Regions from separate parts of the Homo sapiens genome. Here all the other regions are linked to region 2. Evidence: chromatin loops called from intact Hi-C (ENCODE). Cell type or tissue: CD4-positive, alpha-beta T cell. All regions are shown on one strand. Each heading gives the region's core, and the rest is flanking DNA. Links, peaks and the distances in the headings are about the cores only. Region 1 overlaps LINC00578 (long intergenic non-protein coding RNA 578). Region 2 overlaps LINC00578 (long intergenic non-protein coding RNA 578). Region 3 overlaps LINC00578 (long intergenic non-protein coding RNA 578).

What was found. A loop is a pair of places that touch in the nucleus more often than their neighbours do. Peaks named below come from ENCODE experiments on the same cell type or tissue, not always from the same donor. Only the 100,000 strongest peaks of a DNase experiment are listed, where the experiment ranks them.
Region 1: a loop joins it to region 2, with 1.8 times the contacts of the local background. A loop is called at or near these places in 9 of 110 quality-filtered maps.
Region 3: a loop joins it to region 2, with 2.2 times the contacts of the local background. A loop is called at or near these places in 7 of 110 quality-filtered maps.

What each region holds. Positions count from the first base shown.
Region 1 is chr3:177,534,808-177,545,667 of GRCh38, forward strand. It overlaps LINC00578 (long intergenic non-protein coding RNA 578), which reads left to right. Exons shown (of 4, transcript NR_047568.1): 2 at 4,588-4,686. Among named protein-coding and RNA genes, the nearest start is that of LINC00578, 98 kb to the left of the region's middle. In CD4-positive, alpha-beta T cell, for the core only: no CTCF peak of the experiment used is centred there; a DNase peak (open chromatin) is centred at 4,404; H3K4me3 peaks cover 816 bases; H3K27ac peaks cover 2,597 bases.
Region 2 is chr3:177,592,112-177,602,971 of GRCh38, forward strand. All of the region lies in intron 2 of LINC00578 (long intergenic non-protein coding RNA 578), which reads left to right. Among named protein-coding and RNA genes, the nearest start is that of LINC00578, 160 kb to the left of the region's middle. RefSeq lists a silencer at 10,450-10,744. In CD4-positive, alpha-beta T cell, for the core only: no CTCF peak of the experiment used is centred there; DNase peaks (open chromatin) are centred at 5,580, 5,910 and 7,410; H3K4me3 peaks cover 963 bases; H3K27ac peaks cover 1,447 bases.
Region 3 is chr3:177,643,652-177,654,511 of GRCh38, forward strand. The region is part of intron 3 of LINC00578 (long intergenic non-protein coding RNA 578); the gene reads left to right. Among named protein-coding and RNA genes, the nearest start is that of LINC02015, 170 kb to the right of the region's middle. RefSeq lists silencers at 9,196-9,396, 9,310-9,604. In CD4-positive, alpha-beta T cell, for the core only: no CTCF peak of the experiment used is centred there; DNase peaks (open chromatin) are centred at 3,360 and 4,420; H3K27ac peaks cover 503 bases.

The sequences.
Region 1 (10,860 bases), core at 2,423-7,422, 58 kb before region 2:
TGTGCATATGTGTGTGTGTGTATGGGCTTGTATACAGACATGTATGAGCATCTACAGTTAACCACTCAAAGAAATGTCACGTTTCTGTGTTCCCACAATTGGAAGGGTGCCCTGATCTCAGGACCAAGAAAGCAGAGATTATGACTTGATGACAAAATTTTGTTCACAGTCTAACCCAGAGATTGATCTTAATCCTCACTGGGTAATTGTCCTGGGCCAGGCAATCTTATCTGGAGAAGGCCTACTCTTCAATGCTGTTAAAAAGATAAAGTGATGCAGAAGGCTCCCAAAACAAAAATGTATTCACTGTTCCTCATGTACAATCTGCTACTACCTTGACAGAACAAAATCTTTGACATAACTTGCTCAGGAAAATGATTATAGGTTATGAATATTTTCTACTTCTATAGGTAGGAAAAACATTATATGGTGATTGAAAATACCCCATGACAGCTGTATAAAGTTTGGAGTGAGTTAGCTGAGGAGTTTCTAGATAGAAGGAAGATGATGTAGGATCCTGAGAGTAGTGGAAGTTCTTAGAGGAAGGATGTTCTGGAGTCAGAGGATAGGACTGAAATGAACAGTCCTGGGTTTGGGAGAGCATTGAGATTGTCTTAGTTTCTAGAAGCAGAGCCTGAGACAGGAGTCTGGTATACATGATTCATTAAGCAGGTGCCCACAGGAGAAGGGGAGTGAGGGAAGTACGAGGTCAGGGGAAGAAGGGTAAGAAGGATGCGTTTTCGGCTGGAGCCTAGCGTTATCTTGGACTTCTAGGGAGCTTTGGATAGCAAATTGCACCATCAAGTTGGTGGCCCTTTAATGCAAGGGGTCAGCTTTGTGTCTGAGGTAGTCAGTCATTGGCCACTGGCCTAACTTCCAAGGTGAGGCAGGCCCATTAGGCAGGATGCAATTCTTCTGCAATGGATACAGCTGTGTGCCTTTTGCAGACCACAGCCACAGAAGCTGGGAGCTGGGCATGTTGACCTGGTGAGAGAAATATGAACAGGTACCGGAGCATCCACTATGCTCATGGAATAACCCAGGCATGTAGTGTTGACAGTTTGTGTCCTATCCAAATTATGCTGAGGAAAAGGGTTATTGGGGTGGCATTGAAATTCTTAGCAGTAGAACAAACACAGGTTTTAGAGCAGACTGTGACAGCTGGAAACAACCAGCCCAATAGAATACAAATTCCCTGGCTGCTGGCAGTGAGGGGCCGAGGTACCTGCGGGACTCAGAACTCAGGGGGGCTTGCCCCTTCTCTCCTGTTCTTGAAGTGCTGGCTGGAAAAGGGATCATTATTGTTTGGGGATTTGGGAATTCTCTAATGTTTTGGGGTACGGGAAATTGAGGATGAAACAGGTCATCTAGAGGTTCAGCTTTTCCGTGGCCTGTGATGGTGGTGGTGCTGGGAGAGTCAAGTGAAGGTGGGAGGAAGGAAGATGGAGCTCAGCATGTGGACTTGGCCAGCCTCATCTTTGTCCTCCTAACCAGAGGCCTAAATTGCTGTTCACCCTGAGTCCAGCCGCTGGCCACTTACAACTTCATGGCCTGGGGCAAGTTGCTTAACCTTTCTGTGCCTCTCTTCATCAACAAAAGAAGGCTTATAGTACTGAATTTATGGTTACTGTGAAGACTCTATAAAATATTTAAAATTTTTTTGCATGTAGTCAGTGCCAATACATTGCATTATTATGATATATTATTATTATTAGATACTAATGGTTTTTCTTAGCAGTGAAAAACTTTAAATCTCTCTTCCTCTCTTTCCTTCTCTTTTTCTATAAATCACATGCTTTGAGTACATTCAGATTATAGTTTAATATATAAACATAAGGGAAATTTTAAAAAGGGCAGAGAACTCAGAAAGTCATGAAAGAACAGCTATTCAACATATATTTTTCCACATGTGTTATTACCATTCAGTATGGTGGTTTTCTTTTACTCTGCACAATTGCATTTGTGAAACTAATTTGGGAGTAGTCAGAGGCCAGGAGATGAAACAGAGTTGAAGTAAAATCTCATTAGTTACCATGTAAGGGGCTGGCAAAATTTGACTTGAATTAGCCAGGTTAAAATGAGCTCGTATTTTAATAAACTAACAATAAGACTGTCTAGGCAGTTGAGGAGTGGGAATTGTTTTGAATTACATACTACTCGGGGAAAAAGATCTGTGATCAGAATAACAAGGTTTTACTGTACACTGCATATTGTATGAATTCTGCTGTCTCTTTGTGTCTTGAGTCTTTTATGATTGTCATGCCATTCTGGGAGCCACTCACTCAGTCTTTTGTGTCATTCTATTGTCAGCCATAATGAAATAATTGGGATGACAATTATTTGCTTGTTTAGTTTCAAAAGTTTTCTGTGTTCAATATCTTCTATTGTTTGCCTCATGGTACCATGATGTGATATATCATTCCTGCCCAGATTCCAAGAATAAAAAACATGCATTTTTTTTTTCCGGGAGAAGTGTCCCCTTAAGCACAATATTTAATGGCCATATATTAAAAGTGCTATAGTGAGCATATATTTAATAAAATAATTGCAGCCATCCATAACTCAAATAACTGTAACATACCAAGATGGTAGATGAGGTCACAGTCTACCATGGGAGTTCAGCAGTCTAATTTTATAAACCCCAAATCAAAATAGATAGATTGACAATGAGAGAGAGAATGTTTGAGACTGGACTTGTTAGAAAATACAGGAACTAGTCAGCTTGAAATATAACAGTATAAATTATACCTTGCCCACTTTAGTGATTCAAATGGCATGTATTTTTATTGTGAAGACTGCGTAACTTTGGTTCCCTCTTCCTCCCGAACCCTGCTCAAAGATTTTAGGGAATTAACTAAGGTTTCAGTAGTGAAGCTTTGGATCAGCACAGGGGCAGTTGTCACCATTACTCTACTTTATAATCTTGTGGGGAGGGAGCTTAACCAGGACTATCATCTCAGCCTGGGATGACATGCTTTGAAAGTGCTCCAGTGTCACTTTGAGGAGGGTGGCCACCTGCAACCCAGACTAAGCAGTGTAGTTGCATTACTAAGAGGTGTGTTTGGAAGTCAGACAAACTTGCCTTCAAATACAGACACTTGCTTGTTACTTAACTTTTCTGAGTCTCCTCATTTGTAAAAAAAAAAAAAAAAAAAAACAAAAAAACACAAACAAACACCACCAAAAAACCAAAGAAAAAAAAGTAGGAGAGTGAGAATAATAGTTCTTGCCTTAAAGAGTTATTGTGAGAATCAAATGGGACAATGCAGGTAAAGACATTTAGCCTAGAGCCTTGTACCGAATATGCACATTTTAAATAGTAGCTTTCTATTATTTTGTGATTCTTCCCGCCCCTGCTGCATTCCCCAATGCCTCATCTACCAGCAATTTGTGTGCACACTCAGGGTCAGCAATTCTTGGCTTGGGATTGCAAAGAAGGGAAGTACAGCCCTTTTCTGCTGGCTTTGCCTGGGTTGACCTCCCAGCTTTGCTCCTTGGCCTGATTCAGGGTTGGCAGGCATAGATGGAAAAGAGCCATTGGTTGTTAGAATCGTCCAGCAGGAGATGAAGGGAGATCTCACCCTGCATTTTGTGTCTAAAACAATTGCTTAAATTTGTCATCTTAGGGACACATGTACATAGGTAAACACACGCATATACTGTACACATCCATGTGTACAGCTCAGATATTGTCTATAGGAGAACAAAATGTCTTGATGAAAATGAGTAATTCAGCTAATCACCCAGATGTTTTAGCTATATGTTGCCACACAGCTGGGTGATCTGAAACAGCTATCTGTTTGGTGACTTGCAGATAAAACATAGATAATAGAATCTCCCTCTTTTCCTCCAGTTTTTTGGCATCACTTAGATATAATCTAAATGATATGGCAACATATGGGAAAATCTCTCACATTCAAAAGCATGCAAGCAGCTAGCTAACGCTTTCTACTAAAAACTTTGCTTATAGGTATTTTGATGAATCTAGAATTCTCACAAAGCACATCATTTGAAAGAAATACGGCAGCAAAACAAACTGCTGCATTCAAAGCAGGGGTATTGAAAAGTGTCAGGCAAACATTTTTAACCTTGTGTTTGTGCTCGGTCTGGTCAAAATAGAATATATTTCCTTTTATGGAAGTGGTTTAAAAAGGGGTAAGAGACAAGATTTAGTGTTTGCAGGAAATCCTTTAGTTGTTTAAAAAGCTTCAAGGGTTCCATCTTTGGCATCCAGGTATTATTCTCATTAAGTTAGCATTTTAGGTTTCTGAAGTGTTTGGTTCAAGTGAAAAAGATTAATGTTATGCTTTGAAATTGATTACTATGGAAAGTCTTTGTACATTTGACTGTAAAGCAGAAATCAACTTGGACAGGAAGCAAAGCGGATGAACAGGAAGCTAAAGTAAATACCACAGTGACACGTGAGGGGTGGAAGGTGGTTAGTTTATTTTTTAAAGAGTTTTCAGACCATCAGTACATACGTTTCAGTTTCTAGATCCAAATCTCTAAGTGCTTTTCTCCAACTGGTGGGATGATTGAAATTAGAGAGTAAGACGAGAATTCACTGTGCTGGATTTTTCATTCCAGGTGCAGAGCTTTAAAGGATTATGGAGTCTGAAGACCAAATGGGATGATGGAGAACAGCTATTCAGTGGTACAAATGTAAATGCTCCCAGGCCCGGGCAGGTAATTTAAGTGAGTGAAGCAGGGCAAAGTGTAATTGTGTAAGCAGACATTTGCTGACTCCACATACCACTAGGGAACTATACTTTCCCCTGGCAGAAAGACAATCAGCTCCAGCCTATTATTGCGTACAGTAAGGCTAACCAAAGTGAGGGGCTACTCTAACTTTTCAGGAAAATCCAGCAGTCTTGATTTTTATGTAGTTTCCAAAATGTTTTTGTTATGGTTCATTTGGAGAGCAGCCTTTTGATCTCCAGTTTGCTACTTTTAATCTAGTCTAATCACACATCTTGCAGTTGTAGAAACCAGACCCAGAGAAGCTGAGCACCTTGCTTAAAGTCCTGCAGCAAAGGATAACACTGGGGCTCAAACCCAGTTCTCCTCCATCTTCTTCTCTGGCATTACCCTTCCACTGAGAGCACAGCATCCCGCCCACAGTGGGCTTCAGCAGGCTTTGTTAGAGGAAACCCATGGATTTTTGAAGGTTTTAATAAGTTAATGAAACTCTTTAATTAAATTAAGTAATTTAATTAAGGTGCTCTCCTGACTTTTTCCCTAAGATAATTATTTACTCAACCAATGTTTGTCATTGGTGCCTCTTTTAAAATGTTGTGTAACATTTTCATTGTTCTTTCATTCAGTTCAAGTTACTTTTCTTCATCTCTATATTTAATATATCCTCTTTGTTGATCAATGCTTCCAAATTCTCTTTACTTCACATATATCATTTGTCTAATTTCTGTGTTTGACTTTTTAAACTCAGTCACTCAGGGTCTGAAAGTGTCTTTAACTGGATCTATCTGTATTATATATTGCTATGCATTCATTGGAGGGAATAAAATACAAATTTGTAAATCTGAACATTATACTACATGGGGCCAATGGAGAGAGTCCATTTTACATGAAGAATGCCACTACTTTATCCCTAGAGAGTATGAGGAAGAGTTTCACCCATCTTTAGCCTCAGATCTTAGATTCAGTGCTTGTAAGAGAAGAAGCACTTATTCAAAGAAGCAGGTATATATACTCTGGTTGTGAATTCTTTCTGTGATTTCAAACAATATTTGGAAAAACTCATTTCTGAAGGCCTAAGGTGCAGGGAGACGAAAACTACTCTTGCGAGGATACAGTTGGTAACACCCATGAGGGTTCCATTTGCATCGACTCTTAGCCATAGCTGCACCATAGCACCAAATTAGGTAGGGACTGTGCTGCTCGTACCTTTGGGCTCAATGGAAAACTGTCCTATGATTCTGTTACTAATCATCTCCTACATTTGAGTGGCACTTTAATTCCCAAGACATTTCACATATTACTTTTGCCATTTTACAATGAGGAAACTGAGGCTCAGAAAGGGCAAATGACTTGCTCCTTGCCTCACAGCTGTGTTGAGGAAGAGGTGGACTAGAACTTCATGAATCCTTCTCTTCTCTTCTCTTCTTTCTCTTCTCTCTCTTCTTTCTTTCTTTCTTTCTTTCTTTCTTTCTTTCTTTCTTTCCTTCTCTTTCTTTCTTTCATTTTTTTGGAGACAGAGTTTCGCTCTTCTCACCCAGTTTGGAGTGCAATGGTGCAATCTCGGCTCACTGCAACCTCCACCTTCTGGGTTCAAGCGATTCTCCTGCCTCAGCCTCCTGAGTAGCTGGGACCAGAGATGCACACCACCACACCCAGCTAATTTAGGTATTTTTAGTAGAGACGGGGTTTCACTATGTTGGCCAGGCTGGTGGTCTCAAACCCCCGAACTCAGGTGATCCACCTGCCTTGGGCTCCCAATGTGCTGGGATTACAGGCATGAGCCACCATGCCTGGCCGATCCCCCTGCTCTTTCTACTGAGTACTATCTTAGCTTTATGGCTGTTCCAGCTAGCCCCCATATCATAGTCATGTTCACTATTAGATGACCTGCTGGGATAATTTTGCACATTCTCCTGCCCAGCAACACCCTGGTTGGTTGCTGCAATGAAGACAATGGCTATGCATAGAAGAATTTTAAAATACCAATAGAGGATCTCTAACTCTCTGGCACTCTACTATTTGTACATGAGGGGGCTGTTATTGTAGAAAAGGAAGAAACATTTTCCTGGTTGGGATTTTCATACTGGCAAATTGGCTATTCTGATTTAAATTCATATTGTTACTAATTGGTGTTAGAACTTTTGTTCTGGACTGTGCTTATGCTAAGTAGAGATTTTCCCTCCTTGTTTGATTATGGATTAGTCCACACATTTTTACCTTATGAAAGGAAGAAACAGCTTGTGCCGCCTCGGGAGGAAATATGTCATCTAATAATTAGGCTCTGAGGCACTGGCATCTTGAATACTGACCTGTGGGCAGGCCGTGGAGAGAATCATGGAAAAAGCTGCATTATCCAGGGCTTTTTCCTCAGATAGATTTAAAAAACAAATGTCTTTAGAGCAAAGCACTGAAGGGCGAGAAGCAGCAAACAGGCAGATTATTAAAGCATTTGTCATGAAGTTACAGGTGGGCTCAGGAAGGGTCCCAGTCCTGCAGGCCGGGCTGCCTTGCTGAAAATATCTTGTAAATTATGAGTTGTTCCCCCAAAGAAATCACTAGGCAGGAAAGGGCAAAGTTACTCCCTAGCAACTCTGGTTGCAATAGTTTCTGAACTATAGTTTCAGAAATCTGTCAAGGCAAGGGTCAGTTACACATGGGAGGCTGAATTTTTGTATTGGAAGACTAGGTGTTTAGGATTACAGCAGTGATCATTCCTGGAGCATGTGTATTTACACTTCTGTTTCAAAGAATGAGAAATACACACTTATAATGTCGGTGCTTTTTCTCATCTAAAAAAATGATGAAGTATGTCCTCTTGCATTTACAGATTCACTGTTTATCTTTAGTCTCATTAACTTATGCTGTAGTTCAATTCATTTTGTTTCTATTCATTTCATATAGAAATGCACTGAAATTTTGCTTCAATCTTTGTACAGTATTTGGCCAAACTCTCTATTTGGCTTTAGTTTTGGCCATAGCCTTTAAAGGCTGAGTAAACAAATGTCCCACTTCTGCGTTATTGATGGTATCTCTGAACCTGAGATGATCAATGACAGCCTGATCGTATTATTTATCATCATGCATAATTGGCATAAAAAATTAGTAAGAGGAACAAAGCATGCCCATCTGAATAATTACATTAAAATACAGGTAAAAACATTCTATATGTAATATGCTTTATATATTGAAATTCTCTGTCCATTTAAAATTTAAAATACATAAAAAAGTATGTTTATTATTGCAAGAGTACAATATTGCAATTATGAATGGGGATTATGAATGTAGTTAATTTTATAAACAAAACAATTAAGAAACTTCAAGTAAATAAGACTACAGGTTGACAGTTAATATTGATATTAATAGAGAGTACCTTAGCTACATAGCTTTCAGGATGATTATATCTTTTTTAAGCCAGCAAATGCTCATACACAAATTACTTATACAGAAGAACATTACAATGGAGATTGCATTATATCATAATTACCATCTTTGTAAAACTGTTGCATTTGAAAAATTAAGCAAAATAAAAGTTTAAGAATAATATTTGCTTATTATTTAACTTAATTGTGAATTTTCCATTATATTCAGAAAATTCTTCACAGAGATATTGTTATTGCTATCATTATTATTTACTATGATGCCAAACTTTAAAAATATGACTGGTAAGCTGAATGTGGTGGCTCATACCTCTAGGCACAGCACTTTGGAAGACAGGCAGATCACCTGAGGCCAGGAGTTCGAAACCAGCCTGGTCAACATGGTGAAACCCTGACTCTACTAAAAATACAAAAATTAGCCTGGTGTGGGGGTGCACGCCTGTAGTCCCAGCTACTCAGGAGGCTGAAGCAATAGAATCACTTGAACCCAGGAGGCAGAGGTTGGCGTGAACCAAGATCAGGCCACTGCACTTCAGCCTGGGCAACAGAGTAAGACTCTGTCTCAAAAAATAATAATAATAATAATAAAAGACTGATAGCACTTTTTAAAAGTCAGGTTTAATGACGAATAGTTTATATATGGTGAAAGTCACCCTCTGTAGGCCTACAATTTTTAGCTTTGACAAAGGTAAACAATTGATTTCATAATTGATCATAATCAAAGTATAGGATTTTCCTGTATTAGTTTGCTAGGGCTGCCATAACAAAGTACCCCAAACGGTGTGGCTTAGACTACAGAAATTTATTTTCTCACAGTTCTGGAGGCTGGAGTGTCCAAGATTAAGTTGCAGGCAGGCTCGGTTTCTCCTGTGGCCTCCCTTCTTGGCTGTGTCTTCACTTAGTCTTTCCTCTGTGTGTGCACATATATGGTGTCTCTCTGTCCAGGTTTCCTCCTCTCATAAGGATACCAGTCAGATTGTGTTAGGCCCACCTACAGACCTCATTTTAACTCAATTATCTCTTTAAAGATCCTATCTCCAAATACAGTCCCATTCTGAACTACTGGGGGTTAGGGCTTCAACACATGAATTGAGGTGGGGTTGCAGGGGCGGACAAAATTGAGCCTATAACAATTTCTATCACCCCCATAAGTCCTCTCATGCCCCTTTGCAGTCCATCCCCTTCTCCGATGTCAGCCTCTGGCAACACTGGCCTATTTCTTGTGCCTATAGTTTTGCTTTTTCTAGACTGTCATGTAAATGAAATCTTACAGCCCTCTCCTGAGGGATGCCTGCTTGCTGCATGGAGGTGGTAGCACCGTCCTGGTGCAGGCACCACCCTGGTGTAGGACCAATTACATGGAAGTGGCAAGTCTAAACTCCAAAGTTGTCAGTGCCCTCAGAGTCAGTGTGGTTGCGAGCTGGACACCTACAAACTCTCACCAGGAGCAGCTGTACTAACCAAGCCAAATCCCTGTTACCCTGGGCAAAGCATCCCTGCAAGGGAGCAAAAGCAACAACAATCCATTTGGTGGGTGAGATGGATTCACTGGTACTGATCCAGGCAGGGAAAGCCAAATGGCCGCCCCTTCTACCCTGGGCACCCGACTCCCCAGTGCCTGGAGGCCTGGGTCAGCCCCTTTGGCTGCCCTTTTCTAGACCATGGATGTCGTCCCCCTTATGCTAGGCCTTTCTTCAGATGGTTTACAAGACAATTGATGAAGTCACCACTTTAATAACATTCATGGCCATTGCCAGTTGTATACTACTCATAATGTGGCAGGCATTAGATTAAATGTTTTAGGTAAGTTGTAGAGAATCCCCATAATAACATAGTTAATTATTCTCTTTATTCAGCTGGGCCTTCTTAAAAATGAGATGTAAGTGTTTCTACAATTTGGGGATACATAAGTGGATGTTTAAAGGGCTTAAGGTATTTGCCAAGCTCCTACATCCTTCTTAAATTTAAACTTATTTTCTGGTACCAACACTCTAGTGTGGTGATTAGACTTCCTAAATTTTCTCCTGTTTGCTTGGTCTTTTTCTGAGACGGAGTTGTTCTTTCTCGTTGCCTAGGCTGGAGTGCAGTGGCGCCATCTTTGCTCACTGCAACCTTTACCTCCTGGGTTCAAGCAATCCTCCCACCGCAGCCTCCATAGTAGCTGGGACTACAGGAGTCTGCCACCATGACTGGGTAATTTTTTTGTATTTTTATTAGAGATGGGCTTTCACCATATTGGCCAGACTGGTCTCGAATTCCTGACCTCAGGTGACCTGCCCGCCTCAGCCTCCCAAAATGTTGGGATTACAGGCATAAGCCACTGGACCCAGCCTTGTTTGTTTAATGGGACAACAGGAAAATCCTCATCATGAGCTCTTGCCACCCCTACCCTGAACAGAGATCCAGTTGCCCTGTGACTACAGTAAGGAAGAGGTTAGAAGATGAGATGATCATGACAAATAATAACCATAAAATCATTTCCCTTCTCTTTTCTAGAACACATTACAACTAGCAAAATATTTTTAAATTCGTGGCCTCATTTGATCCTGTCAGCATAGCTATTTTTGCTCTTTCCTGTCTAAAGGAAACCCTTTAGTATGGGTTCATAGAAACACAGTCCTGTAGAATTGGAAGATACCAGATAAATTATTTTTTTCTTTAAAGTCTTAACATTACAGAGAGAAATTCTTAGCCCAGAGGCCATGGAATTAATGAAATTCTTTTTTTACAAATGAGGAAGCCGAGGCCAGGAAAATTTTGGTAACTTGATCAGTCACAGAAATGG
Region 2 (10,860 bases), core at 2,829-7,828:
CTCTGTTTCTTATTAGCCTTGTGTCATTAGGCAAGTTATTTAACATCTTTTCCCCTCAATTTCCAATCTGTGAAATAGTGATAATGATTATAGTACTTTTCTTATTTTCGTGAAGACTGAGCTATGACTTAACTAACTTGGAAAGATACCTGGTTCATTGAAAGACTATACAACCATTTGCTGTTAGTATTAAATAGTGGATAATGATGTTATTTCCCATTTTGTTAGGAATTATGTAAGAGGATATAGATAAATTGCTTCATGCAAAGTTGATGCTCAATAAACAGTACCTGCTTTATTGTGAGCTGTATACATAAGAATGTTTACAAACATTGTCTACGTGGGAGCATATTATCATATTGTAAACTGAGTACGTAAGTACTGAAGAGACCTCAGGGAAAGAAGATCCTAGAGTCTTCTGCAAGCCTAATTTATAAGTCAGTGCATCAGCTGAGGCCATCAGGCTAAATTACAGCTGCTCAAAGGGGAGATGAGAATATCCATTATCTTATGAGTGGATCCATTGAAAGTAATGGCAAAAACCGCAATTATTTTTGCACCAACCTAATATGAAGGATAGTGTGGATGAGCAAGGCTCGAGGCAATTGTTATCAGTTCAAATCAACTCAGATCCTCGTGAAAAATCAAATGGATTTTAAAAACCTAGCTCATCGGAAAACTGCCAAAATGCATGAGAACAGCTCCGGAAATCCCATCTGTTTCATATTTACAGAACTTCTCGTTCCTTCAGTCTGGGCACAACTGACTCACTTTTCATTGTGTTCCTATGGCAGAGTGTCTTGTCATTTCCAGAGAAACCAGACAGCAGGTTTGATGTGGGTGAGAAATGCGCATGCCTGCTTTTGTAATTGGTAAGGCTGTCTAAGGATTTGATTCCTTGTGAGCCACATGGGAAAGGGATTATATAATTTAGCAAATTTACAAATATATATTTTAATGTGAGGTAATGATGCCCGGATCATAAACTATGCCTTTTCTTTTGCTCACAGGCACCGCTCTCTAGCCAGACTGCCCGGCTCTATTCTTGTCCCACTACTTAGTAGCCATGTGACTTTGGGCTAGTTACTTAACTTCTTTTTTTTTTTTTTTTTTTGAGATGGAGTTTCACTCTTGTTGCCCAGGGTAGAGTGCAATGGTGCGATCTCGGCTTACAGCAACCTCCACCTCCCGGGTTCAAGCGATTCTCCTGCCTCAGCCTCCCGAGTAACTGGGATTACAGGCATGCACCACGATGCTCGGCTAATTTTGTATTTTCAGTAGAGACGGGATTTCTCCATTTTGGTCAGGCTGGTCTCGAACTCCTGACCTCAGATGATCTGCCTGCCTCGGCCTCCTAAAGTGCTGGGATTACAGGCATGAGCCACTGCGCCTGGTCTAGTTACTTAACTTCTGTGTGTGTCCCAGTTTCCGTGTGGATAAAATGGTTAAAGTAAGAGTACCTATCAGTATTAATTAAAACTACCTGCTGTTACAGCCTCCTAAACCTTAGAACAATAAATATTTATGTCTTGCTCTCACCAACGTCTGGTGGGCATCATGGTGTTTTTTTTTTTTTTTTTTTTTTTTTTTTTTTTTTTTTTTTTTTTGTGGCTCCCTTCCAAATAGTGATTTAATCTAGATCTCTTTCATCATGGGACTTTGTCATCCCCTAGGGCTGTGCTCTCCCGTATGGTCACTAGCAACATGGGGCTTTTGAAATTTAAGTTAATTAAAATAAAATATTAAACTTCACTTCCTAGTCACACCTTAAGTGCTTGTCAGCCACATGTGTCTAGTAATTTGCTACATTGAATAGCACAAATATAAAAAGTGTCTATCTGTTAAAGAAAAAAATTATTCAATGACAATTTTAAAAGCATGATAAGGAAGACATTATGCAGGGTCATTGTCACGGGTAAAAGGACCATGGCAATGGGTCTTGCACTCAGAGAGAGATTGAGTTCAACTGTGAATACAGCATGAGTAAGTAGCGATTTATAGCCGAGAAACAGGGTGTGGGTCAGCGGATGGAAAATTACTAAAAGGCAACATCAGGGGTAAGGGGGATTCTGGCTAAGCCTAACTAAAAGGATTCTTGCTGAAGACAGCCGGTGTTATCAGATATTACCTGTGGCATCATGGAGGATGAGACACGTGATCAGATGTTGAGGGTGGGGAGGTCTTGCCAAACTGATTTGTTCATGCTCTTGCGAAAGCTGGATTTTACAAGGAAATGCACAGATAGGCCTAGGAGAAGGTTCAGGAGTCTAAGTTTGTTCAGCAAAGAATCTTTGTCACATCATCATAGAAAGTTTTATTCCACAGTGATACCTTAGGGCTTCCTTGGAGTTCTCTGCTGCATTGCTTTCATTTAGCCAGCAAGTGAGCAGACAGCCCTCCTGGTATGTTGAAGGACAGTAAGAAAGGGCTTTAGGATTTTTCTGCTTCTATATCATACTAGGCTCAGGGCCTAGTTATCAATAGATCAAAGGAGTATATTTTCTGACTATAGAAGATACAATATGATGTGAGTTCCTTAGGCTTGCTTTTTGATATTCTGCAAAATTATAGAATATGCTCTCTCTAGTTCTTGACATAGCCTGCTTTCGCGCCTATTTGCTGAAAAATGTTATTTGAATATCAGAAGCTGAATATTATTTTGTTTTTTCTCTTTGCTTTCCCTTTGTAACACTCTCCCCACCACTGGTGCAGGAGAAAGTCTCACTAAGCCTGGAGAGAAGGCACTTTAATATTTTTCACACTGTTATCCCTGTTAACACATCTTGCCTCAGTTGACAAATTTCTGCTTCTTTCACAGGGGTCAAACATCAGACTAAACGTGGAACAGTGTGCCTCAGACTAAGACTGCAATCATACAACGGAAATAAAATTGTTTTATTTAACCAATTAGTGACAAGGGAGCAATCAAGTTGTTTTCTTGGCACTGTGTATCCAATTCTATGACTATGATTTTCACCTTTGAAGAAGTTGCATTCTGTTTTCAGGAAGACAATCTTTGGTTGCCTTCCTCACATCATTTTCTGCCTTTTCAAAGTCATGACTAGCGAATATATTAGAAATTTTCTATATAAATCATAAATTTGCCTCTGAATATTATAACAATATTTTATTCATTTTCATACATCATTTGACTCTTCTGCCCTCATTATTTTGTTCTACTTTGATTGTATGTTTGGCCCAGAACACTGAGTGAAGGAGGCATGCAATTGCTGTTTTGAGGGTAACCAGCAGGCCAAAGTTAATTTACACTTGGTGGATTTCCAACTGCAGAGGAGTTGGTGAAATTGTCATTGGAGCTTTTATTTTGAAATATTATGCAGTTTTGTGCTACCACATGTTTAATAAGATTGAACTAACTGAGCACTTGCTACGTGCACAATAGAGAACTAAAAAAAAAAAAAAAAAGACCTGTCACATCACTATTTATTTCCTTCACGGCACTTATTGCATTATCTGATTCTCTTGTTTATTTACTTGTTTACTTACACATTGTCTGTCTTGCCCACTGGAAATGCAGACATTCTGCCCCTCTGTTTTTGTGGTTATAAATCCAGCACCTGGCACAGTGCCTACAACATAGAAAGGTTCAAAATATAGTTTGTTATCTGACAGAAAAAAAAGATGTTTATCTTCTCTGGTAAGAATGTTTTTCCTCTTTCAAATCTCCCATCTCATAAACTTTCCATTCCCAATCATCCTTTGGTTGGTTGAAGCAGCCATTTTCTCCTCTGATATCCCAGTGATGACTCTTAGTACTAGTCATTTGATGTATTATTATACACCAGTTTATAATGACTCTTTTATTCTCATTTAGTTTATGTTTCTCTTACATATCTCTGCACTGATACATGCAACAAGCATTTTGTGAAATGTCAAACACCTCTACAAGTATTGCTTATGATGACTGTTGTAAGCTCCTTGAGGTCAGTGGCGCTAGAATACAATTTCTCTTATTAAACCGTAGTGACTGATCCCTGTGTTATGTCGATGAATAATTAAAGTAGCAATGATTTTGTCTATATCTCTAGAGATGAGGACCAATCATAACCCCACCTCCAATTTGGAGATTATTCTCAACTGTATTTGCATCTTTATGTAAACCCCTCCTATTAGCTTCATCAAGAGGTTTTATCCCCTCCTCTTGGCTTTCAAACCAACATGAATTTTCAGCTGAATATAGGGCAGATTTGCTGTTCAGTGTCAACTTGCTTGAGGTGGGACTGGGAGCAATTCACTTGCTGAAGGAGACTACAGTGAAGTCTTCCAGAAACTCTGGGGAACTGGTCACATTCACAGGTCACAGGCTCTGACTCAGACGTGGCTTTGTCTAGGTTGTGGACTGCTGGAGTCTTTCCAGGAAGAGAACACCTTCCTTTTATCTTAAAACCATGCTGTGATTGCCCCAACATATTCCTGACTGCCCAAACCTTGTTAACTAGGCGAGCCAGATAGAATTTGAGTGCATGCTCATTAAGCATAGATGCTTGGATATACACATATACGTACAGCAAGGAGTCATGCCAGGAAAAGGTGCCAGACCCCAGTGCTGTGGAATTATACTGGATTTCTGTGGCAAAAGCATCATGGAAGACCCTTTTGCAAGGGAGTGGGCTTTGCCAGAGTTTTCATGCAGAGTCATAAGGATATTCCCTTTTAGCATTTGGCACCAGTTATTTTACACCAACTTGTGAAGCACAGTGCCAAGTTCTATTGCCTGGAATCTCCTTAAAGGTTTACTCAGATGTTGAAAGAAGCATCCAAAGTCATATTTTCTGTTGTTTATTCTTTTGCTTTTTTTTTCTCTTTGCAAATGAAAACCAGAGGTGTAAGTGTTCCATCCCAAAGGAGGAAGATTGTATCAAAAGCTATACCTCCTTCTGCTCACTCATACAACTCCCATGCACATCCCTTGGCTTTAATCACACAGCTTTCCACGCTGCTGACTATGCCAGGGCAACTCTGTTCTGCATGTCTGTATTGCTTCAGGGCACATTTCAGACCAGAACTGGATGGACTCACCTGGCTGGGTAATTTAGACATTTGTGGTTTGCAATGTTCCAGTGTGCTCCAAGCTATCCCAGCTTACTGGTTTCTTCCCAGGAAGTGGGAGAAGACTTTATCCATTTGTTTTCTGACAAGAGACATTATGGCCATAATTTAAGCAGTTTTCCAGAAGTTTGGCAGCAGAGGGTTACAATCTAGCAGGATTCGGTATTGCCTAAGCAAATTTGAATTTGTACTCTGGCTCACTCAGCCCATTTTAAACCCAGCAGCCTGGGGAGAATGAATCCTTATGAAATCAATGCGGTGGCTTCAGTTTCCTGTGGATGGCTTCCAGAAATGCTCCAGACATTGCTGAATGCTCTAGGTAGACTCTCAGTGCTTCGACCAAGGCACATTCAGACAAGCCTTTTTTGATTCACTACATATATTTCTGTTTAGAAGCGGCAAGGCTGAACTGATGACCCTGCAACGCGGTTTTGTTTCCCTCTCATTATCTATCTGGCTTCACAGGAAGTGAATGCTTGGCTGGTGAAGACAAAAAAGCTGTTCTCCAGCCTCATGCTTCATGGCTGGAACATAGCCAGTTTAGGCTTGTGAAGAGTCCATTAAAAACACACGGAGGCAGTTGAGGGATGGGATCTGTGTATGTACAGGTCTTTCAAACGTAGGCAGCCTATGTTTGGCTTATGGGGCTTGGAGGAGAGGCCTTCTTTGATGTGATTCTTGGATCACATATTGATTAAAAAAAAAACAACCAGAAGTCTAATACCCACTGTAATGCATCCAGCAGACAACCTCTTAGCATCTCTATAGAGACCTTTCCTCCTTTACTGGGTCACACTTAGGGCACATTTAGCTCTCAGATAACCTTAAATAACCCACAGTTCATTTCCTGTTGACTTCGTGTATCCTCTACTTCCTGAAAGGTTTTCTTCTTTTTTTTCAGTTGCCACTCATCGTTAATATGACATTCTCCAGGTCTTCTCCGCACTTCAGAATTCTCTTCTGGGCTTTTGAATGTTCTTGTTTTTTTGCTGAATTGTTTTTCCTGGGTTTTCATCTTCTCTTACCCTGTTCACAGTGGAGAGGGGACTACATTTCACCCCTGCTGTCTCAGAATGTTTCTCATGCTTAACATTCTATTTTCCTACTGACTTGGACAAATTGCATTATAACCTTTGATCTGGCACAGTTCAATCACATTTTGGCTGGAAATGTTTTACACATTAAAATGATGAAGGATGACTTTATTTGCCAGACAAAAGATGTTTAAAATGGAAAAAAAGAAAAAAAAAACTCAAAAAGGTCTTTCTGGAGCTACTGTATGAAAAAGACTCTTGAATATGTAAAAGCTTTTGGAACACAGAAGGGAGTCAGTTGCTTCACTTTAGAGTCAGTTTAGCAAAGGACGGATTTGTGGTGACTTGTCACGGCCTTGAGATTTTTGAAAGCAGGTCTCTCCAGAAAGCCTGTCCTTAAAGACAGAGTGGCTTCTTTCCCCTTTGGCTAAGACTGACTGCCAAATTTCACCAGGTTGCATACCCAATGGTGGAAAGTGCCAGCTTCTTGGCTTTGCATAGGCAAATTCCTACCTCCCTATTTTCTCTCCAGTCAATGCAGCAGTCTGTTTATGCTGTGCAGACGGATACCCACCAGACAGGGTTTTCTGAACCTACTAGTCTATTTAGGATCCAGTTTTTTTTTTTTTTTACAGTGCTGCAGCCTAATTAAGCTTGGCGATATCATTAAACTTCTATTCAATTCGATTACATTTTAGTTCAAATGTTATTGATGCCATCCACATGCCAGGACTGTGTTAGGCATTGGGGTGGGTGGCGAGAAATGGTCCATACCCTCACGAAACTTAGCGCCTAGCTTAATTTTCTCATATTTATCAATTTGATCCTGACGAACTAGGACACCAATATATAATGCTAAAGACTAGATTTCTTCCATCCATACTAGTTGAGTTGTATAACATGAGTGTCTTAAAAACAAATTCAGGGCCATCTATTTTGCAATTGGATATGTAAAATAATTTGTACTATGGCTATTGTGGGAAATAGGATTCAATTAATGACTTGTGGGAACACTTTGCCAATAATCATGTATGAGAGACTTTTCCCCAACTGGTGGAAGCAGAGGGGAGGGAGGAAGTGAGCTGATGACAGAATGTAAAAGCAGAGAGTACATTGAAAAACCCACTTCATATAATTAGTATAAAGTAAGGTAGAAGCAAAATAAAACAAAAAGTGCTATTCATTTTGGTCCCAGAAACCATTGTTGGTGAGGGCTATTAAGTAAGCATCCAACTTACTTCCTCTAGCTCGACTTCCAGAATGTAGTGATATTGGAAACTACCCTGTGGATTTTTTTTTCCCAAGCCACTTCCTTTTCTGAGGAAAGAGACCTATTCTATGCACACAAGTCAGTTCTTGTTCGTTTTATGTTTTAGCAATGTGGGCCCTTACAAATCTTTAAAATGACACAATAGATCTTCATATAAGAACCTTGACAAGTGAAGCTGTGATACAAGCAAAGGGCAGAAGTGGAAAGGGTGTGGGAAAGAATGGAGCAAGAGGAAGGAAGGGTGGGGTTGGGGGTCCAGGGATGCTCCACGTGCGTGTGCCCTCATAGGTTAGACATTAGGAAGGCTTCAGAAACACCATACATTTGGGCAAAGCCTATACTCTTCTTTATTTCCTTCCTGCACAAACTTACATACCACCCCGTGCCTACTCTACCTACCACCCTTCACGATTCCACACCTCCTGGCAGGCAGTGCTCCTGTAACAAACCCCCCGACATCCAGGCTGCTTATATTTCTGTCTCAAGTGAATACGTTTCTAAAATACTGAGTTTGAATAAACAACACAATAAAGCAAGATTTAAAAATATGTTTACATTTGGCTGTTTGCCCTGGTTTGGGGAAGGGAGTAAGTATAGACTTTGTTATTCCCTCAGAATCCTCTAGAACAATTACCTTTAATGATGACCTGGAGGGTGGGGTCCCTTAATGATTTGCAAGAGATTCAGGGAGAGGTGTCTCAGGATGGTTTCTTCTGTTACTAATGTATTTTGTTGTGATTTCTTGGTCTTAATTGCAATTTTGTAGTTCATTCATCTAACATGGCATTCTTATAATAAATAAAAATGTGTAACTTCCTTCCTAATTATAGAAGTCATGCATAGTTATTGTAGGTCATTTGAAAAATTCAGAAAAGTCCAACTAAGAAGCAAAATCAACCATCATCCCACCTCCCAGTGTTATGTATTGTAAAGATTTGGTGTTTGTCTTGTCAATCTATGGTTGTGTTTTCCTCTCCCCATCCAATTCATTTTCATAATATTTTTATATATTGGCTAGTGTGACCAGAGTTTGGTTCAATCAATGATCGTCAAGTGACTAAAAATGTTCATGAAACACTTGCTTAGGAAATTTTTTAGTGGAATTAGCTAATCCTTTTTGAGAAACCAAGCCTATGTCTAGAAATAGTCATCATAATTTGGAGAAATCAATCAGCTTACTTTTAATATCACAAATCAGGAATTTTATGCAAGCACCAAACATGCATTGCCTTACTTTTATTTTTTTCCTTAACTCTTATTTTTTTCTAAGTTGATATATTTGTATCTTCTTAAGCAGCAATAAGATAAAAGAAGGAACAGCGAAGTTGGAGACAGAAAATCTGAGAAGAAGTCCTAGCTAGGTTTCTTAAGAACTTTGTGACATGGGCCCAGATGAACAAATGTATCTGGGCTTCAGATTTATCATCTGTAAACTGTGGATAATAGTGCCAACCTCATTGTGTTGTTGGGGTGGAAGGAGGGCAGAGGAGGAGCAAATAAGAGAATATATGTGGGTCACACACAAACTGAAAGTACTGTACAAATGAAAAGTATTTCATATTATATCACCTATGAAAACGTGGACACATTTTTCACCAGAGATGTCTTTAGATGAATTGCTCAAAAACCTTGAATGAATTTTCAAATGATAATTCCTCATGTTGCAACTCTCTCTAGGAAATAGTAGCCATTTTGTTGTGGCATCATTTCTCAAACTTTTCTGTACCAATTAGAATAGCTCTCTGAGGTCTGACAGGCAGAACTGGCTGAAGAGCCTAAAGGCATTGCTAAGATAAGTAGTCAGGCAAGTTTTTGATACCTAGGAGCTTGTGATTTCTTGTTATTGGGTCCTCTTCTTAATTAACAATCATTGTTCCTCTATTGCAGCTAGCACACACCCCTGTCAGCAAGCTGCTTTTCAGAATGAACCTGCCTGGACAATAGCAATGTAAGAGGAAACACTTCCACACAGCTGCAAAACCTAACCACTCCCAGATAGACAGGGAATCCATCAATCAACTCTGAGAATAAATCCTGCTGATACAATCCTCTGGTGGTGTCCCTTTGAGAGTATTATTATTATTATTTTTAAACAGAGTCTTGCTCTGTTGCCCAGGCTGGAGTGCAGTGGCATGATCTCAGCTCACGGCAACCTCCGCCTCCCGGGTTCAAGCAATTCTCATGCCTCAGTTTCTCAAGTAGCTGGGATTACAGGCGTGCACCACCATGCCCAGTTAATTTTTTTGTACTTTTAGTAGAGACGGGGTTTCGCCATGTTGGCCAGGCTGGTCTCAAACTCCTGACCTCAAGTGATCTGCCTGCCTCTGCCTCCCGAAGTGTGGGGATTACAGGTGTGAGCCACTGTGCCCAGCCTCAGTGTATTTTTTTGAAGTCTCCAAGTCAAAGATGCAAAGACTCCTCTGCAATCCCTCCCTGGCTCCACATCTCATCATCAAATATTTCTAAATCCTTTCTGGGCTTTTCTGACAATATCAATCATAACAGAAATAACCTGGAGCATTAGTATTAGCCTGAATAATCTTGAATCAGGTACTCCTTAGACTACACATGGTCCATAGTTTAGATTTATTACATATAGTTTTATAGATACTGAAGTGGAGACGTAAGGAGAGATTAGGTGATTTGCCACCAGAATGCCTTGGTTGACGGACAACTCAAAATGAAGAATTCTTGATACCCTCTCCTTTGTTGGGTCTCTGTTATGATCTAGAAATCAGGACAATACATCTGCCCCTTTTGAGAAACTATTTTTCCCTTCCCTTATTATCTCATTCAAATGTACTCTTACTCTTTAATATTAGCCATTTTATATTCAGAGCTCTCTTCCTCTTTGGTTTTCTTCATCGTCAAATTGTTGTGTTACTCATTTATGTTTCTCTTTTCATTTGCCTTCTGAAATTTAAAGATTTTTCAGCTGGGTATTTCAGGCTTCAATCTCTGGCATTGTAAATATCACTTGCATGGTGACCCCAGTGAGGTTAAGAAAAGGTTTACTAAGTGTGTGTGTGTGTGTGTGTGTGTGTGTGTTTGTGTGTGTGTGTTGGGGCGGGTAGTAACATAAAATACTTTGGTATTCACCTGTCAGTGTGCACTTAACAGAATGCAGAAAAGAAAAACTGAGCTGGGAACACTGTAAGAGCAAAGAATTGTTTGTTTGTTAATAAAAGGTTATGAGTCATAGGCAAAAGGGAAGCAGTAGTTCAAGAGAATAAGAGAAATAATTAGGTTCAGAGAGGCAGAAACTCTGGTCCAGATGGTGGGGGATGCAGGGGAGGGTAAACTGCACCTCAGGGAGCGATAAGAAAAGGAGGAAGGAGGATGTGAAATAGGCAGGTGTCCAACAATTGTATGCCAGGATGGTAGGAATGTGAGAGGAAATACCTCCAAAAAGCTCCAAAACCTAACCACTCCCAGGTAAGTGGAGAAAATCCTTAATAAAAATAGTTTTGGTGTTGGAGTGTCTGG
Region 3 (10,860 bases), core at 1,917-6,916, 51 kb after region 2:
GGAAAAAACAAAAGTCTCAAAGTGGTGTGGAAAATTCCGTTTTCAGGTGCCAGGTCATGTATACATCACTGATTATTTTCATTGGAAAGCATAATAAATCTCCACAGGACACAAAGCAAAAACTTTGGGTTATTTCAGGTATTAGTTACATTTTCAAAAAGTTTTTCTAATGCAGTCTTTTATTTCTCTTATTGGTTTACACATATTTGTCATGAACTACCACCCAAAGAACAGTTTTATAGCCATACTCAGCACCAGGTTTCATTACATCGATTGTGCAGATCAAGAAACCCGTAGTAATAAGGACATGGCAACACAGATAAGCAGCTCCAAATCCTTACACATTGGCCAAGCAGTAAGGGGCATTCTGATTTGCTTTCAAATGTCTATTCAATTTGTTCAAATGGGCAAGAATTCCCTCACAACTCAGAAGACATTTCTATGAAATATTTTCATGCCTTTGGATAATTTTTCAGCAGTAAAAATGGAGGAGAGAAGAGGCTGAAAGGAAAAAAATATATCTCTAATTTTCTTCTGCCCTAGATATAAATATTTTCTTATATATGTTATTTTCTAAGATGACAGAAATAAGGATGCACCAGTCTTCCCAGGTCTGCTCTACTTGATAACGGCATCAAACAATCAAACAAACAAAACAAAACCAAACAAAAAAAGAAAAAAAGAAAGGAAGGAGAGGAAAGACCCACTGTGAAAAATATGAGCCTGCCACGTTCAGACCTTAAAACTGAGCAGGAGGACAGGGTACAGTGGAGAATAACACTAAGTTATTTAGTGCTAAGAATGTCAAGGTATAATTTTCAAAAAGTTAAAACAGGGCTCTCAAAACAAATATAGAATGAGCATGTGTCAAAGATATTATTCAACTCATTAATTAATGAGAGAAAATCATTAAGCTGGTTCAAAGAGCATTTGAGGAGCTGAGTATTTATAGGCAGTTTAATAAAGGAATGTTAAATTAGATTGCTAGGTTACAAACAAACTAGTAAATCTCCGGTAGGATAATAAATCATAGAATTTGGGGTTATTTTTTTCTCTTAGAAAATATTGCTTCTGTAAAATAACGTGGAACTTCACAGAGCGTGAACCCTTAATTTGTATTTTAAATAGCAAAGGCAAGTCATGGTAGATTATTTTAGAAAATAAGTAATCCCCAAATGAGCCTCTTAAACACTGTCTGAGTGTGACATTGAAATAACATGCAGTTATTTTTTGTCCTTGTTTATAAGTTATGGATAATTTTTCTTAACAAGTGATATAAGGAATCCTGAGTTGATCATCTAATAATCTGTTACTTTTTTTTTGGACAGCATGATGCTTGATAGTAATGAAATTTCAATCAAGTTTCTATCAAACTTTTGTCACTTCCTTGATTTTTTTTCAACATTGGTAGTTGGCACTCATGTACTTTGCAACTTATAAGTTAGGCTCAGTGATTGTTTCAGTTCCTAGCAGCCTGGCTTGCTCAGCAGGAAGCGTGTAGTGACAGTGAGAACCTATTCCACCTTCATATGCAAGGATGCTAGGATATTGTGAGGTTAGCTACACCAAGCCCCGCAAACACACACACACACATGTACACACACACACAATGGGAGTGATGGATCCAGACAAGGATGCTAGGATATTGTGAGGTTAGCTACACCAAGCCCCGCAAACACACACACACACGTACACACACACACACACGTACACACACACACAATGGGAATGATGGATCCAGACAAGGATGCTAGGATATTGTGAGGTTAGCTACACCAAGCCCCGCAAACACACACACACACGTACACACACACACAATGGGAGTGATGGATCCAGACAAGGATGCTAGGATATTGTGAGGTTAGCTACACCAAGCCCCGCAAACACACACACACACGTACACACACACACAATGGGAATGATGGATCCAGACAAGGATGCTAGGATATTGTGAGGTTAGCTACACCAAGCCCCGCAAACACACACACACACGTACACACACACACAATGGGAATGATGGATCCAGACAAGGATGCTAGGATATTGTGAGGTTAGCTACACCAAGCCCCACAAACACACACACACACGTACACACACACACAATGGGAATGATGGATCCAGACAATGTTATGAGGAAAGGAAAAGTGCAAATCTTCCTAGACTAAGATAACCTTCATTTGAGTTTCCTGATTAGCTAAGCAATAGAACCAAAGACTTTGCGTTGTACGGGACCTTAGAGGTCACCTATTCCCACTTCCTTGTCAAAGCAGGAGTTTCCAGAAAAGTCTTTTTCTGTCATCTTTGTAAAATGTAAATCTGATCATGTCACTCTCTTGTTTTAATATCAGTCAATGATTCCCCATTGTCCTCAGGATAAAGTCCATATTCCCTAACATGACTTACAAGGTCTGGCCCCTCTTATCTCTCTCTACTCTCAGATTTCTTCACTCTCTCCCATTGCACTTTTCCTGTTAACATATGGATTTATTCTAGTTTTCCAAAAGTGTTATTTTCTGGTTAACCTCGGTGTATAGGCTGTGTCTTCTCTCTGGACAGTTCATAGTTCCCAAGGCTGGTCTGAAGAAGAGCCTGGGAATTCCACCCAACAGTCCTTGTTTTCTTCTTAGAGTAATAGTCAATGCCTTTTATCCTTGAGCTAAAACTATATATGAAAGAATAGCATAGAGTTGGTAGATCAGGAGATTTAAGGAATGACAGAAGTATAGCACATTGCAACTTTGGCTGGAATCTGACAAAGTCACTCATGGTGTCTTTTTGAGAACAGTAAGAAGGGATGCAGGTTGGTACTTCCCAGTACTGTGAGTGAAATTCATAACTGGTTGAAAACAGAACCCAAAGGAGGCATGAGTATGAGGTCAACTGCATACTTGAGAGTGGTCTCTGTCTTAACCGACCACATGTCACTATTTTCAACAGTGTTTCAGAGGTGGATATTAATGGCATGCTGATGAAATTTTCAAATGGACTCAAGTTGGGAGAAGTGAATATTTAGATGAAGATTAGCTGACAAAGTGCTCTTGACAAATTGAAATAATGAGTTATATCTAACCAGACAAATTTTAAGTGGATAATCATAATGAAACAGCACAATGATAGGTTGGGGTAGGAGTGGGGAAGAAGATTTGGATCAAATAGTTGGTGAGTCTAGTTGGGAGTAAGTTCCACTTGAGTGCCCAGGGCAACATGACTTGCAAAAAAGGTTAGGTTCCTTGGCCGAGTTAATAAAAGCTATTATTTATATCAAAGAGGGTTTTAAGTGTCTTTCTTGTCTGGCTTGCCCAACTTGATGGGAGCCTGCATGTGGATTTCCGGTATTGTATCTCAGCATGCTGGCCGACTGCAGTGTTGGAGAGACACACACAGCCTGGAGAGGGACAGGAAGCTCTGTGGTGGAAGGTTGGTTGAAGACATCTGCATTGTTTAGCTTGGAAACTATTACTTAGCTTATAACATTAATTGCTAAGGATTATTTATTTGTAACAAAAATTTACAATGAGAAAAACCCTCCAATACACTTCAACTGAACTAATTAATCAGTGTGGTTTATGAAATGTTTGAATTGGTCACCCATTACTATCTTTGTATTAAAGTTTACCATGATCTTTTCAAAGAAGTGTTGAGAAAGAAGATAATTTGGATTTATGGTGTGTCTCTTAGAATTTGGTCTCCTGCAATTCTCTGTCAATAAATTTGCTTGGGGAGTATCTGTTCTTCTGTGCCAATAAAAAAGGTATGAGTTTTATAAATAATAATAGTCCACAGGCTTGAATGTGCAAAGCTGAAACTTTCTATCTCTATAAATGAATTTAACGCTCTCTAGTTCCTATTTCTGCTTTTAATGGAAAACTTAATGTTATCACTTTGACAACATTCACTTCTAGTTTAAATCGAAACTAAAATCTAAATTTGGTCTAAAATTCAGTCTAATCAGAATTTTCTTTGCTTCTTCTGCTTCCCCGGAGTTCCTGGCAGGTTGGTGTGGCATAAGGAAAGAAAATCTGATTTTCCTGTTTGTCTCTGATCTCTGTGGTTCTCACAGAGGGTGTGTGGGGGGGGTCTCCTTCCATTTGGTCTTTGGTCTTCCCTCCATGGAAGGTTTATGCACCCTGTATCCTCTGACCTGGAACTGTGAGTGGTAACCCCTTTTCTCAACCACTTCTGTGACTTTTTTTGTATGCGCATTGGGATTGTGTGCCTTCTTAGGTACTCTTGGCTCTTTTCCACTTACCACCCTGCAGAAATCACAGCTTTGGGAACTGCACCTATATTCCTCCTTCGGCCCTTTGACCTACAGCTTGGCATCGTGTCAAACTCAGGGCTTTGCTGTGAGCTGCGCAGTATCTGAACCGCATTGTGGAAAGCCAGGAAATGGGCTCTTTTTCTCTGAAATCCCCAGTTCTCACCTGTGACTTCTGGTGTGGATGCTACCAAGGTCCTATGAGAGATGGCATTGTCAGTGTGCCAAGCCACTTCTCAGGTCCTCACAGCATGCAAGCTCTTACAATTATTATTTCTTCTCCAAGTGGTAGGAAAGCTGCTCTTTGCACAGCTAGTTTCCTCTGAAATGTTTCCCACTCCATGAATGCTTTGTTCTGAATTTTCCAGAATTTATCTTTTGTAATTCAAAGCCAAATCTTCAGAATCTCCAATAGTTTTGTTTTTTCTTGTTCTCAAGTGCCTGCCTCTGCTAATGTCATGAATCAGTTGTGGAAATGCAAAGCCCAAAGTGTACTCTATTTTCCCCACCATCAGCCTCATGTACCCCTCTATAGACTGCAGAGAAAAAAAAATGGCTAAGAAGGAAAAATACAAATGTTTCCATTATATTGGGCAGGAGAGGAGGTGGTAAGGTTAACATTGGAATTGGAGTGGGAGTGGGAGGCCGTTAGGTGGGAGGGGTGAAAACTATTGTTGGGCTTGTGGAGCTTGGAAAATCTCCTTCTGTGGTTCTGATATAATTCTTGCCTCTCCCTAGAACCTCACTTTGTGAGGTTCAGTGTTTACCAGTGTCTTTCATTGTGTGACACATTCTTCAATAAGCCATCGTGTATTGAGAAGCGGGCTGTGGGTCATTGTTCACTGCACTTCAGGGCACTCATCCTTTCCTCTGTCCCTAAGGAACACAAGAACCACACCTGTCTTTTCAGCATCCTGTCTTGCAAGCCCAGTCACACGGTGGGTGCTCTGGAAATATTTATTGTATGAATGATTGAAGACGGTATGAATGACTGAAGACGGTATGAATGACAGCCAGGTTTAGTTTTGGGAAAAAATTATATTCAAGACAATTGAGGAGGTGATGCTATTCTGGATTAGGAAAAGGAGAGGGGAAAAAGGGAAAATAGCTTCTATATTCCAAGAGACTCATATTTTGAAACCCAAGATGGCACAGAGAGTATTGAGTTGTGTTTATTAGGGGCTGAGCAGTTTCTAGTGTCTGATAGCCAGAACATTGCATCTGCCTTCCCCTCTTATCCCCTCTGCAATAAGACATGAAGTCTTGGTTAATCTATAGGTCCTTGAGCAGAAGTGTCCTGGGTTATCCAGTCCTCAGCATCAGCAGTGTTCATCTATTGATCAATTGGAGCCTCAGTCAGGATCTTTGAACAGCTTTCCTTGGGCCAAGGGCCAGCTTCCCCAAGTGAGTGTTCTGCATAGAGGCCTGCACACCCCAGCCAGGTCATACCACCTAAAGTCACTCCACGGAGGTAGACACAGAAGGAGGAAACAATTCCAAACCAGGAATTTGTTTCCCCAAAATGTTTCTATCATTGATTTTCGCATTTATTTTCTACTCTTAAAACCATTAATAACCATGAAGCTGAAATAGATGCCTGGTTAGTTTCAAATCAGTTCTGTGACATTATTGACTTCATTCTATATCAGAGGAATAAGGAGAATTTTTGGGGAAATTATTTTAAATTCTGTCCTACTCTGTCTTACCTTATCTTTGTACTTCTTGATTTTTGAAAGCAGTGTGGTAGTGAATCATTAGCTATACTATCCTCACAAGCCCATGTCAGATTTTTTAGTATTCCTTACAGGAACACATTCTATCTAATAAATTTTTCAGTCAGGAAATCATAGGAGAGAAGCCACTGGTCGTTGCCAGATTGGGAAAAAATGGAAATTCAGCTTCATTTAAAAATATTCTCTCTACTTGACATATTTAAATATGTTATTCTTTATTATGTTTTGATTACATAAGCAAAGATATTTTGCAATCTGCCATTTTTATTTACAGCAAAGTCATAGAAATGAATCTTTCTCTTTTAGTTTATGGTTGTGTGGGAAAATGTGTTACTCTTTAAGATCATTGAAGCTTAAAATATAAGCTTGAAGTTTTACATATTGATAAGTTGAAATATTTTGGCAAAAAAATTGTATTAAGCAACCAAAAATTTGAGAAAGTACGGCTAAAATATCTTTCCTCATTGTAATAAAATAGAGATGTGAAGTTAGTAACATTAGTATAATATGGAGTTTAATTCAATAGAAATCACGCACTCAAACCTTTTCAACAACCATTTATTGAATATTGACAACGAGCAAGGCCAAAGTCAGTAGAGAATTAAATAATGAACCAAATCCATATTCTGTCCTCAATGAATGTATAAGATAAAGTATAATCAAAAGCAAGGTGGGGAGTGGTGAATACCATAAGGAATTTGGAAAAGGCATGTACTGCTCTTAGCAAGAGACTAAGGAAGAATCTGGGAGGAGTCAGTAGCTTTTGAGTTATTTCTGGAAGGATGATATATGAAGGGAAATCCTTGTAGTAGAAGAGCAGTATGTGAAGTATACATAATTTGAAGACTGCTTGTACTTCACTTTTATTTGGGATAAAACACATTTTGAGACTTGGCCTAGGGACTTAACCAAAGATAAATCCATTCTAGCCACAAAATCCCCTTGGACATTTTCTCCCTTTCTGGCCCTAGGATATTTATGTTTGCTGCTCCCTCTACCTGGAGTGCTTTCTCCCTGAATACCTGTTGGTTTTCTCCCTCAGCTCTTTCAGGATATATAACATTCAAAATTTCAGCTGTGATTTCTGTCTCTCTTTCCTGCTTTGTATCCACCATACGTATTACTGTCTAATATACTACATATGATGCTTATTTATTTTATTTGTCTGTTGTCCCTCACTAGAATGTATGCTTCAGGAAGGCAAGGATATTTAATGTTTTGTATCCCCAAATCTTATAATAGTGCATGGTGCACAGTATGCATTCGATATATTAATGTATTTGTGGAATGGTTGAGTGAGAGCACAAAGACGAAGAAGCAAAGTGGCTCCGAACAGTTTATTTTAATTGTTTTAGGTCACAGCACAGCTATAAGCTGAATATGTATGCTCTTGTCTGGTGGCAGGTAGCTTATATGGGATACGAATCAGCATATAATGGCTAAGAGCACACTTATTAGCTGTGTAACCTTGGGCAAGTCACTTGACCTCTTTGTGTCTGGTTTTTTTCATTTGTAAAATAGGGCGAACAAAGTCCCCTCTGCATAAGATTATTGTAAATATTAAATAAGTTAATATATTTATGTGTATCTGACATAGAACAATTGGTACATAAGTATTTACTATAATTATTTGCTTTTCTGTTACAGAATTGAGTTTGGTTTTGCCCATCTGAAATATCTGTATTTGCCCATCTGAAGTATTTGCTTTTCTGTTATAGAATTAAGTTTGGTTTTGCAACCAAACTCTGTTTTCATCTGTAAAATAGGGAGAACAAAGTCCCTTCTGCATAGGATTATTGTAAACATTAAATAAGTTACTATATTTATATGTATCTGACATAGAACAATTGCTATATAAGTGTTTACTATAATTATTTGCTTTTCTGTTACAGAATTGAGTTTGGTTTTGCCCATCTGAAATATCTGTAAAGACTCTGAGGACAGAACAGATACTTTGGAGTTTTCTTCAAACTTGCATAGCTCAAGGGGTAACTATTTCCTTCTGCATGGGCCGTCACCCTCCCTCCTGTCAGACCCTGCCCCTGTGCTTGCCTTCAAGCCTTCATACCTTCAAAACATCTTGCTCTGGTCACCTTTTATAGATGACCTTTCCCCATCTTAATTTCTCTGTTCTGTGTTTTGTGGCATACCGATTCTGGGTATGCAGTATGTGCTCAGCCAGCAAATCTGGTAATCAGTATCTTAATTGGCTTGGTATTTCCCAGTGTTCCTTTTTCCAAGGCATAATTTATTCTTTCTGTTTTTGAATGTAGCACATAGAATTGTATTACCTGAATTTCACCATTCTGTAAATCCAGTCATTGCTGTATACTTTTCTAGCCCTGACCAGGAAATCTATTCTTTATTTATCATGCTAACAACAACAACAACAGAGAGAGAAGCAAAGTCTTGCTTAAATGCTTTTAATTGCTATGCTGTCCACATGTGCTCATGATGAGAAATGCACCTCTCTCTTCTTCTTCTACCCATTGCTTGGCCTCCCTACTTCCATTTTCTTAGTTTACTCCTAAGAGCCCAATGTAACCCTGACAGTTTCCTTTAGATGTTGGAACAAACTGTTTTCCTGATGTTGAGTTCCTTATCAGTGTGTAAATGGCTCTAAAACATCAGTTTAAGCTCTGTCCCTTCCCTGTTCCAGATTTTGAGGTCTAGCAGGACAGGTACACAGAGGCTCAGCTTCTGGATCAGATCTTCCTGGTATAGGGAGTTGGATACAACCATCTCTACAACTCATCTAGCCCTGCAGCCCATTGGAGATCTCAGGGCCACTGCACACTGTTTTTCTTTACTTGGGGTAGTGCAAATAAGCTGTCACCAGTTAAGAAGTGGTCTCTGTTTAGAGTGGCAAAGACTCACTTTGAGCACTAAAAACAAAAATGGAGAAGAATGTGAAACAAACCAATATTATTTTTACATAAAATACCTTACTTTTTTTTTTTCTGTAATGCATTCCTGGATTCAGCAATTGAAAGCAGAAAAGTGAAAAATGCACATTTTCTTTATAGACCTATGTTCACTGCATAGCTGACAGTAAGTTAAAAATACTTGGCTGGTGAAAAAGGTGAGAAATGGATGATTCAGCCCCTCCAAATAAAGAACCTGCAGCTGAAACTAAAGGCTGGTCGGATGTAGCATTGCAGAATTGGTTTTAGGTTCTCTTCTACTAGGCAAAATTTAAGGTAGTGAGCAGCATGCGCTGCGGTATCTAGACATAAAAGCCTTTATAAAAGTGAAAAAAATGTCAAAATGATAATTTTGAAAAAATGAGGTTCAACTCTTACTCTTAATTAGAAACACCAGAGAGAACACATAACACAGGAGTTCTTGTTACAAATCTGGCCTCTGTTTACCTAACACTTTCCTCTTGCGGGCTGCCTTGTCTCATTTCGAAGGCATTGCAGGAACTGTTTATGACCCTGGCCTGCTCACTCCCCTACAGCTGGTTTATTTTTGACTGCCAGTCAGTCAAGGTGCTAATTGTGCTTATGAATATCTCACAGCTGTTCTTAACACATTGTTCCAAACAGTTCTCTTTGGCATTTAACCATGAATTTTGACTTTTTTTCCCCAGTGCTAACATTCAAGACTCCACTGGGTTGAGAGCTCCTACTTTTTTTTTTTTTTCCTTAACTTATATTTTAGGTTAAGGGTAGATATGCAGGTTTGTTATGTAGGTAAACTCCTGTCACACGGGTTTGTTGTATGGTCCCAATGCTAAGATACTAAGCCTAGTACTCAATAGTTATTTTTTTCTGCTTTTCTCCCTCCTCCCGTCCTCCACCCTCAAATAGGCCTCAGTGTCTGCTGTTCTCTTCTTTGTGTCTATGTGTTCTCATCATTTAGCTTCTGCTTATAAGTGAGAACATGCAGTATTTGGTTTTCTGTTCCTGTGTTAGTTTGCTAAGGATAATGGCCTCCAGCTCCACCCATGTTCCTGCAAAGGACGTGATCTTGTGCTTTCTTATGGCTGGGTAGTAGTCCATGTTGTATATGTACCACACTTTCTTTATCTGGTCTATCATTGGTGGGCATTTAGGTTGATTTCATTTCTTTTAATTTGCCCAAAAACCCCCAAACAACCCCATTAAAAAGTGGGCAAAGAACATGAACAGACAATTTTCAAAGGAAGACATACATGTGGCCCGGGAAGCATATGAAAAAAGCTCAATATCGCTGATCATTAGGGAAATGCAAATCGAAACCACAACGAAATACCATCTCACGAACCAGTCAGAATGGCTATTATTAAAAAGTCAAAAAATAATAGATGCTGGTGAGGTTGCAGAGAAAGGGGAACGCTTATACACTGTTGGTAGGAGTGTAAATTCGTTCAACCATTGCAGAAAGCAGTGTGGTGATTCCTCAAAGAGCTAAAAACAGAACTACCGTTGGACCCAGCAATCTCAATCTCATTATTGGGTATATACCCAAAAGAATATGAATCATTCTACCATAAAGACACATGCACGTGAATGTTCATTGCAGCCCTATTCATGAGAGCTCCTACTTTTGATGTTAACTTCCATTTCCTTTTAATGCTCACCTCTTCTATTGTTTCTTTGCTGCAACCACCTTCCATTTTATTTTTTAAAATAAAATTTTCTTTTAGTAGTTTTAGAAAAATGCAGAAAACATGAAAAGATAGCAAGGAGTTCCCATAAATTCATCACCCAGTTTTTCCTATTTTTAGCACCTTAAATTATTATGGTGTATTTGTCACAATAAATGAACCAATTTTAAATATAGTTCATACTTTATTCAGATTCCCTTAGTTTTTACTTAATATTCTTTTTCTCTTCCAGAATCCCATTCAGGATGCCACATTACATTCAGTATGTCTTCTTAGAC